Regions from separate parts of the Homo sapiens genome. Here region 2 is linked to region 1. The links are chromatin loops, found by intact Hi-C in ENCODE. Cell type or tissue: B cell. All regions are shown on one strand.

What was found. Peaks named below come from ENCODE experiments on the same cell type or tissue, not always from the same donor. Only the 100,000 strongest peaks of a DNase experiment are listed, where the experiment ranks them.
Region 2: it touches region 1 in a loop (23-fold over the local background); 21 of 110 quality-filtered maps call a loop at or near these places.

The regions. Positions count from the first base shown.
Region 1 is chr2:47,518,624-47,523,623 of GRCh38, reverse strand. KCNK12 (potassium two pore domain channel subfamily K member 12) reads left to right here. Exons shown (of 2, transcript NM_022055.2): 2 at 1,816-5,000. The coding sequence ends at 2,717. It also overlaps a transcript of MSH2 not described here. Among named protein-coding and RNA genes, the nearest start is that of MSH2-OT1, 6.4 kb to the left of the region's middle. RefSeq lists a silencer at 2,416-2,685. In B cell, a CTCF peak has its summit at 2,262; a DNase peak (open chromatin) is centred at 2,293; H3K4me3 peaks cover 1,540 bases; H3K27ac peaks cover 583 bases; H3K27me3 peaks cover 223 bases.
Region 2 is chr2:47,764,971-47,769,970 of GRCh38, reverse strand. No RefSeq gene overlaps it. Among named protein-coding and RNA genes, the nearest start is that of MSH6, 16 kb to the left of the region's middle. In B cell, CTCF peaks have their summits at 1,695 and 1,899 (motif pointing right); a DNase peak (open chromatin) is centred at 1,890; H3K4me3 peaks cover 279 bases; H3K27me3 peaks cover 460 bases.

The DNA.
Region 1 (5,000 bases):
CAGAGCTGCCACTCTGCACTGCCCTGGATGGCATGGGCGAGCACACTGGCAGGCAGCCACACCTTCTGCAGAAATCAATTGATAAAGACACCCTTAAAGCCTGTGCTTTGAACAAGTGGTAAGTTAACAACGATAAGGGCCTGAAGCAATACGCAGTTGTATAGACCTCCCAGAACAAAGCAATTTGATATACCAGCAGCACAGGACCCAGCTGGGCCAGAGCCTTTCTTTGGCCACAAGTGTGAGCAAGGATGACTGATGGTGATCCTTGGTTGAGAAGGAGCCGGCACCCAATGGCAGAGCCATGCTCAGTCTCTGAAGGGTGTGGGTGGACTACTCTCAAGCAATCCTTTTGTCAGCCTCACAAAGCTCTTTTCAGAGACCATTAACTCTAGCTACCTGGTTACACTCTACCTGGTCCCAGAGTGAACAATCCCAATTAAGGCAAAGCCCTATGGAATGCTTCCCTAACAAGGCTGTCTGCCCAGGTGTACTACAGGTTACATTTAAAAACCAGGCTTTTGGAGAAAAACTCGTAGTCAACAGTTGTTCGGCTCGGATTCACTCACAATTCCAAATAACTTGAGGAAAGAAGAGGAGCTGCAGTTGACTTTTGAGCACTGACACTTAATTTTGGGGTCCTTTAGTTAGTAGGCAGAGTTGGTAAACTGATTTTTTTTTTAATAACAGGGAGGGACCGAAAATCTATGGCACACTTGGGAAAAAAAATTGGGCACATATGACAACTCTTTAAAAACTGCCCTTTGAACAGAAAAGTCTGCTATTCTAGTATGTAAGACTTTGGAGTCATCTGGGAATTGATTTGAAATGCACATTTTCTTGTCACCCCATATTCACACTGTAAGAACTAGGGAAGTGACGGACTACCCACTTGGCCTTAGGCCCAATTCCAGAGGCATGAAATGTTGGCAGACTAAGAAAATATGGTCCTTTCTCTGCCATTAGAAAAAATAACAAAGAATTCACTGGACATGGTGGCATACACCTGCAGTCCTATCACTTGGGAGGCTGAGGTGGAAGGATCACTTGAGCCCAGGAGTTTAAAGCTGCAGTGAGCTATGATTGTACCACTGCATCCAGCCTGGGTGACAAAGAACCTATCCCCCCAAAAAAGAAAATATGATCGTTTGACCAAAGGCCTTTTCGAAGTGCCTGTAAAGTGAAAATTAGTCACAGCACTAAGATTACTTGGCTTTTTTCACCATTCTCAAGTAGGCAGTGGAGTTTCCAAGTAACAAGACTGGTATAAAAAGTGCACAAGCACATAAGAAGCTAGATATCTTTGAAGAGATCTATGTTGGTTTTGATTTCTAATGTAAATATTTGTAATTCACCCAACAAAACTCACCTAGACTAGTATATTAATGTATTTATGAACTAAAATAAAGATGACAGTTTTTAAAAAAAAATTTGGAGGAGTGGGAGAGCAGGTGTCCCTTGTTGGCTTTGTGGGTAGCTCAGTGGTTTGCACCTGTGCAGCAGTGGTTTCTATTTTTTGTGTCATGATGGGTCCTTCCTAGTGACTACCTGTCCCAACCACTTGGGTTTATAGGTCCCCAAGATGAAGGGCCATGTCTCCTCCATCAGTTTAGGGGCTGCCAAGATCAGGAAACCTATTAAGTGCCACCAAGGGAGATAAATGACTAAGTGCTGTTCTTCCTCCACCTGAGTGGTGCCACTCGAGATAGGAGCCGCGCAAGCACCTGCATGCCCCCGCCCCCACACCCCCCACCCTCGCCCAGTGAGGACCACCTGCGCGGCCAGGACCGCGCTGACCCTGCCCTGTCTCCACAGGTTTCGGCATGACCACCCCCGCGACGGTGGGCGGGAAGGCCTTCCTCATCGCCTACGGGCTGTTCGGCTGCGCTGGGACCATCCTGTTCTTCAACCTCTTCCTGGAGCGCATCATCTCGCTGCTGGCCTTCATCATGCGCGCCTGCCGGGAGCGCCAGCTGCGCCGCAGCGGCCTGCTGCCCGCCACCTTCCGCCGCGGCTCCGCGCTCTCGGAGGCCGACAGCCTGGCGGGCTGGAAGCCCTCGGTGTACCACGTGCTGCTCATCCTGGGCCTGTTCGCCGTGCTGCTGTCCTGCTGCGCCTCGGCCATGTACACCAGCGTGGAGGGCTGGGACTACGTGGACTCGCTCTACTTCTGCTTCGTCACCTTCAGCACCATCGGCTTCGGGGACCTGGTGAGCAGCCAGCACGCCGCCTACCGGAACCAGGGGCTCTACCGCCTGGGCAACTTCCTCTTCATCCTGCTCGGCGTGTGCTGCATTTACTCGCTCTTCAACGTCATCTCCATCCTCATCAAGCAGGTGCTCAACTGGATGCTGCGCAAGCTGAGCTGCCGCTGCTGCGCGCGCTGCTGCCCGGCTCCTGGCGCGCCCCTGGCCCGGCGCAATGCCATCACCCCAGGCTCCCGGCTGCGCCGCCGCCTGGCCGCGCTCGGTGCCGACCCCGCGGCCCGCGACAGCGACGCCGAGGGCCGCCGCCTCTCGGGCGAGCTCATCTCCATGCGCGACCTCACGGCCTCCAACAAGGTGTCGCTGGCGCTGCTGCAGAAGCAGCTGTCGGAGACGGCCAACGGCTACCCGCGCAGCGTGTGCGTCAACACGCGCCAGAACGGCTTCTCGGGCGGCGTGGGCGCGCTGGGCATCATGAACAACCGGCTGGCCGAGACCAGCGCCTCCAGGTAGACCGCCCGTCCGCCCGCGCCGGGGACCCTCTCCAGGCCGCGGGGCCGCCGGGCGTGGTTTGCTTCTCTCAGTCACTGCTGGCGCTTTCTTAATCTTTATCCAATAAAATGAAACAAAAAAAATTTTTTTAAAGAAATACTATTTGGCCAGGCCTGATGTTATCAAGGGCAGGTTTTGGGGACGCCTGTGTTCCTTGTGAGTCCCCTCTTGGAGAACCGTGGCCCCCAGCAGATTCTCCTTCAGGGAGAGAAAACGTGGCCCCCCAGGCCCACACCCAGGGCATACCGCAGCGAGGAGGGTTTTGCAGACTGGCACTAAACCCCGTCCCCATGCACAGAAGCAGCCGGCAACCCCAAAGCATATGGTGCAACTTTTCGTGGCTCTGAATTACCTCCTCAGCATTTAGAATCCTGGCCCAGCCTAGCAGCTTCCTTCTGGTCGTCAGAAGTGATATAGTCACAGTTTTGACAGGTGGGGGTTGGGACAGCCATATGTTGCCTCCCGATGTATATATATAGAACAGCCACTACACACAGAGAATGGTGTAGTATTATGCAATGAGATGAAACATAGCACCAACTTGCGGACTGTGGCATTTCCCCCAGATTTGGAAATTGCAGTGGTGAGGGGCTTAGCTGGCCTTTCTCAGCTCAGAGTTAGTCCATTTAGCACAGAGCACAGGGCAGCTACTTCTAATGGTGGGCGGTCCAGGGCACCTGTGAGGAGGGGAGCGGTGAGGCTGCAGGAGCCCTGCTGGGCTTTTAGCTGGCTGATCTCCAGGCTCGGATCGGCAGATCTTGAATCCCCCAACCGTCCTTTCTTTCACAAGCTCATCCACAGCAGTGCTTTTCAATATTAACCAGGAATATCTGAGTCTTCTCAGACAAGATATTTATTTGTTGGTGTGGATTTTTTTTTTCTTAACTACTGTTGATCAGTTCAACTTTTCCCCCTTTAAGAGATCATGGGGTTGCCGGGCGCAGCCCTCCAGCTTCTCCTCCTCCTCCTCTGAAGGAGGCACCTCTGCCAGCTGCGTCCTTGGGAACCAGGGCCTGCAGCACCAGGAACCCAAAAGAAGCCATCTTGCAAATGTCAGGGTATTTGGCTCCAGAGGCCATGATGTGTTTGGGGTCAGGAAAGATAGAATCCCTTTCTAAATATTGTTTATCAAGAGGATTTGTCTTCTCCATGCACAGCCTATTGGAGGCAGAGGAAGGCAGGAGGGAGGTAGCTGGTGAAACTGGTGGATGGAAGTAATGTTAGGATTACAGTTTTGCTCTCGGGCTGAGGGACAGATTCTCCCAGACTTGCCTTCTGCAGCATAGGGGGTCCCTGACCTGGAGGAAGGCCAGATACCCAGGCTTCATTGAAAGGATAGTGGTCTGGGGGTGTAAACGAACACTCTCTCTGCCCATTTTTCTCATATATGATGAGGGCAAGGACAGGTGCCAGAGTTTATACAGGCACGGCGTGACCCACCAGTATGCACAGCTTCTGATAGGAAGTCTTAGAAAAGCACCGCCTCACCGCCTCCAGCTGGAGCCATGCTGTGAAATCTCTCTCCCTGGCAAATGTGCGTGGAACACACACACACACAAACATGCACGCATGCGCTCACGCACCCAGCATTAGAGTCAAACTTGAATGTCAAACTCTTCTTTCCCCTTCTAGTTCATGGCAGGAAGGGAAAGCTTACCTGAGATCTCAGTGACTCTCCAGCTATTTTGGGTAATTTCTGATTTGAGTTGGGATTGGTTTTTAAACACAGGCCCTAATCTGGGGTGAAGCCAGTGAAGCAGCGCTGGCCAGGAGAGACGTCAGTCTTGCTAAATCCTGAAGGTGGGTTCCTGTGAAAACCATGCTTTCAGGATTCACTGTGACTGTCAGGCCAGCCCAGTGAGTGCCCCCCATCCAACCCATGGTTGCGGTCACAGTGAAGGGATTGCCCACGCAGGGGCGCACGTGTTCTCTAGGGCAGGGCCCTCTGACAGGACCTGGAAATAAAATCCACATTTATCCCTTTAAAAAAGGGAACGATTAAAAGGCATCCAATTAGAGGTGTTACCTAGGCAACAGGAAATAACTTGGGGATCAGAGCCATCCAGAGAGGGAAGAAGAGATCCCCATGATAGAGGCATCTAGACAGTGAGGACTTGATCTGCGGGCAAAATAACAGCCTACCCACAGGAAGTGAGCCCCAGCAACAGTACAGCAGCCTAAAACCCAGGCATCAAGACTGTGTGAGCTAGACAGGTCTAAAGAAACCTCCAGGCAATCCCCCGC
Region 2 (5,000 bases), 250 kb before region 1:
GCATGGGCAGTGAGGCGTCTAGCACCAAGTACACAGACAAAGAGTGTGAAAAGCCGGCTGATACAGGAGGGCCCTTGGGAAGACTGCCTGCGCATCCCACAGGATTCTGGGCTCTGCAGTTCTCAGAGGAAAGGGCCAGCAGGTGGGTTTCCTTAGGCCCTGGGGTGGGAGGTGGGACATGCCTCTTTGGCACTCTGTGCTGTGTAACTGTTTTTGTTTTTGATTTGAGACAGGGTCTCACTTTGTCACCCAGTGGAATGCAGTGGTGCGATCTTGGCTCACTGCAACCTCTGCCTCCCAGTTTCAAGCAATTCTTCCTCAGCCTCCTGAGCAGCTGGAATTACAGGGACCCGTCACCATGCCGAACTAATTTTTGTATTTTTTGTAGAGATGGGTTTTTGCCATGTTGCCCAAAGCTGGTCTTGAACTCCTGAGCTTACGCAATCTGCCCACCTCGGCCTCCCAAAGTGCCAGGATTACGGGCATGAGCCACCGTGCCCGGCCCTGTGTGACGATTTATGTCCACCCCTGTCTCCTCAACAGCCCCAAGAAAACAGGGCCCATGTGGATCATGTTTGCCACTGGGCTCAGAACATGATGCCCCAAAGTATGGCACCTTGGAATGCAGGGTATTTTGAGCTTCAGGAGATTGAGAGGGCTGCAGAAGCAATAAGTTTTCTCTGAACTCCTGACTTCCTTTCTCCCATTCGCCTTTCTCTCCTAAAGTGGGTCAGAGAAACTAGAACTCCTCTTCCTGGAAACAAACCCTAAAAACTAGCAAGGTCACTCTCTGACCTCCTCCCTTCTCCCTTGAAGATCCTCCTGTGACAGGTGTCCTACCCCATACCTAGAGAGAAGGAATATCATACAGAGACACAAAAGAATTTGAACAAACAGGCCTAGCTGAGCTCCTCCTAATCTATTACTCTTAGGTCACACCCCCTTTTGTCCAATCACATTTCTATGTGACTGTTTTTGTGTGTGTGTGTGTTTTTTGAGACAGAGTCTCACTCTGTCGCCCAGGGTGGAGTGCAGTGGCGCGATCTCGGCTCACTGCAACCTCCACCTCCTGGATTCAAATGATTCTTCTGCCTCAGCTTCCCGGGTAGCTGGGACTACAGGCGCATGCCAACACACCAGGCTAATTTTCGTATTTTTAGTAGAGACAGGGTTTTGCTATGTTGTGCAGGCTGGTCTCAAACTCCTGACCTTGTGATCTGCCCACCTAGGCTTCCCAAAGTGCTGGGATTACAGGTGTGAGCCACCTCGCCTGGCCGTTTTTTCTTTCTTAATTGTATTAATTCACTTATTCACCTGTTTAGAAACAGGGTCCTGCTGCTTTGCCCAGGCTGGAGTACAGTAGCTGTTCACAGGCCTGATCACAGCGCTGGGCAGTCTGGAAGTCCTGGGGTCAAGCGATTCCCACCTCTTTCCCACTCCTTCCTGTGTGGCTGGGACTACAGGCACGTGCCACTGCGGCGGCTTGCCCTCAGTTTTGATTTGACTTCCCACACCCTGGAAGTGAGCAGAGGGGCCAGGAGGGTGGTGGGCAGCGAGAGGTTTGAGGAAGAGCAGATATCAGCCGTTTGCTCCTTCGGGCCTTGAAAATTCAGGGGTATGAGGATCTTGCAGATCAGCCGCCCCGGCAAGACAGTGGCTGACCCTTGGCAGGGAGCGGATCAGAGCCTCCAGTTAAGACAACTGGTTTGAAAAGTCTATCCCAGGTGGCTCTGAACTTGTCCTGTCCTCCCGGCTTCCTTCTCTACAGTCCCGGGGCGGACTTGTGCTCTTAGTAGAGGTCAGAACCAAGAACAGGTGTCCGCCTCAGAGGCCGGGTCCCCACTGCTTGGGCTGCGCTGGTTGCGGGTGCAGGGCGCCGTGTGGCCACCAGAGGGCACTCTTGACCAGGCGCCGGAACAAGCTCGCGCGACTGGGCTTTGCAGCCCCTCTTTCATCTTCCCACTGTCCCTGGGCTCCAGGGTCTGGCCCCTGGTCTTCCAGTTCAGTGGCCGGCACCCCCACACCCCTCGCCCTAATCCCAAAGGCAAGCACCACGCAAGGTCAGAGAAGGAGTATTGAAAAGAGACATGTACTTAAATTTGAATTTCAGATAAACAAATAGTATTTTTTTCCCTAGGCCACCATCTTTTGTGGAAAGGTATACTTTTTTTTAGCTTATGTCCAGCGCAATAGTTTTGCTAAATTTGGCGACCCTATTTTGGAATCAGACCTTTGCATTGGGATTCCAGCCTCACTTTTGACAAAAATTCTCTACTTGACCAAACTCTACTCAGGCACTTCTGAGCTCTTTTCCAGCTAGGCTTGACTTTTGGGTTTCTGTGTTATCTCTGCAACCTCAAACCCCTGGGCTCAAGGGATCCTCCCACCCCAGCCTCCCGAATAGCTAGGACTAATGCTCACATTACTACATCTAGCTAATTAAAAAAATATATTTTTTTTGGTAGAGATGGGAGTCTCACTATGTTGCCCAAGCTGGTTTTAAACTCCTGGCCTCAAATGATCCTTCTGCTTTGGCCATGGTGCCCGGCTTGCATCATCCAATTTTTACAAGAATCCTAAGTCAGTTGAGCAAGAATTCCCTACCTTTGATATCTGATCACTTTTTTTTTTTTTCAGACAGAGTTTCGCTTCTGTTGCCCAGGCTGGAGTGCAGTGGCATGATCTTGGCTCACTGCAACCTCCACCTCTGGGGCTCAAGCAATTCTGCCTCAGCCTCTGAAGTAGCTGGGTTTACAGGCGTGCGCCACCATTCCAGGCTAATTTTTGTATTTTTTTTTTTTTTTTTTTTAGTAGAGATGGAATTTCACCATGTTGGCCATGCTGGTCTGGAATTCCCAACCTTAGGTGATCCTCCTGCCTCAGCCTCCCAAAGTGCTGGGATTACAGGCACAAACCACCGCGCCCGGCCAATATCTGATCACTTTTATTTTTTTTGATATGGCATCTCCCTCTTTGCACACAGGCTGGAGTGCAATGGCGAGATCTCGGCTCACCGCAACCTCCGCCTGCCAGGTTCAAGTGATTCTCCTGCCTCAGCCTTCCGAGTAGCTGGGATTACAGGCACACGCCACCAGGCCCAGTTAATATTTTTGTATTTTTAGGAGAGACGGGGTTTCACCATGTTGGCCACGCTGGTCTCGAACTCCTGACCTCAGGTGATCCACCCGCCTCGGCCTCCCAAAGTACTGGAATTACAGGCATGAGCCACGGCGCCCGACCCTGATCACTTTTATTTTAGGAGGTGAGTTCTTTTAAATTATCACTCCCAGAGAGACTCTAAAATGAGACAAGCAATCATGCCCTAACTACCCTCTTTGAGCTATGCCTTCATCTCTTGAAACGGCTTGCTATTGCCATAAGTAGCTATAAATTAACCTAATAATGCCGTCCTAGACATTGTTACCACGCCCTATAGCTTAACAATGTATAGCCAATCATTAATCAATGCTATTTCTGTCAACCAATGAGAAGAATTCCTGACAAACAACTTTGTGGGTTTTTTTGTTTTGTTTTGTTTTGTTTTTTTGAGACGGTGTCTTGCTCTGTCACCAGGCTAGAGTGCAGTGGTGTGATCTTGGCTCACTGCAACCTCCGCCTCCTGGGTTCAGGTGATTCTCCTGCCTCAGGCCCCCCGAGTAGCTGGGGCTACAGGTGCGCACCAGCACGCCCAGCTAATTTTTGTATTTTTAGTAGAGACGGGGTTTCACCGTGTTGGCCAGGATGGTCTCGATCTCTTGACCTGATGTTCTGCCCTCCTCGGCCTCCCAAAGTGCTGGGATTACAGGCATGAGCCACTGGGCCTGGCCCACAAACAACTTTGTATCAGCCTGCTCCCTAGCCTCCGTTTTTGCCTTTAAAAACTTGCTTGTGACAAAGATCAAACAAAGCCCATATCCAAGGGTTACTTGGGTCTGAGTCTTCCAGGCAGCTGTCCTCAGTTTGGCTCAAGTAAACTCTTTATATTTTGTGCCTCAGCCTCTTCCTTTTAGGTTGACAATATCTAATGAGGTTCCTCATCCTCCGCCGCACTCTGGGTAATGTCTGATCACCCTGCTTGCCTTCAACAAGAATCCTGTCAGATCAGTTTAGCCAGGATATCCCCTTCCCCCAATGTTTCCTCTTAATAATTTCCATGCATCACCCACCTCTGCCCCCCACTGCTCCTTGGCTATACATTCCTACTTGCAGTGCTGTGTTTGGAGTTGAGCTCAGTCTCCCAATCTCTCCCCAACTTCAGCAGCCCATTGCAGTGGTTTCTATAGCTATCTTCCTAGTCCCTCCTTTAATAAAGTTTGCCTAACTATCTTCAACGAGTGTCATGAAGCATTTTTTTCTTTAATACATTCACTGAGTGGCAGGAGTGGTCCTCCTTTTTTCTGAGCTTCAGCACAGAAATGGGTTAGGATAACTTCTGAAACTGCCTTTGCAGTTCAGAAGTTCGGGCGACTCTCCTGCCTCATCCTCCCAAGTAGCTGGGGCACACACAGGCACACACCACTGTGTCTGGCTAATTTTTGTATTTTAACAGAGGCAGGGTTTTGCCATGTTGGCCAGGCTGGTCTCAAACTCCTGACCTCGAGTGATCCGCCAGCCTCGGCCTCCCAAAATGCTGGGATTACAGACGTGAGCCACCGGTGCCCAGCCTGGTTGTGGACTTTAGAGATGTAATCTCTTCTAGGACAAAGCTGACCATGAATAGGAGACTAGGAGACAGAAGTCCAAACCCCACAGGACTGGGAGACGCAAGGCAGCAGGCTGAGCCGAGGGTGTGAGTGCGAGCCTAAACCATCTTCCCCAACCAGGCTTGTAGTCTGTATCAACATTACTTTACTCTTCCACTGTTTTTATCAATGTGATTTTACTATTATAGGAAACTCTTGGCAAGAACGATAAAAGTTGCAAATGACTTTATTCATTCCAGGAACTTCCTGAAAGACATTAAAATCTAAATGCACCCCCCTCTCCCGGGACATTTGGAG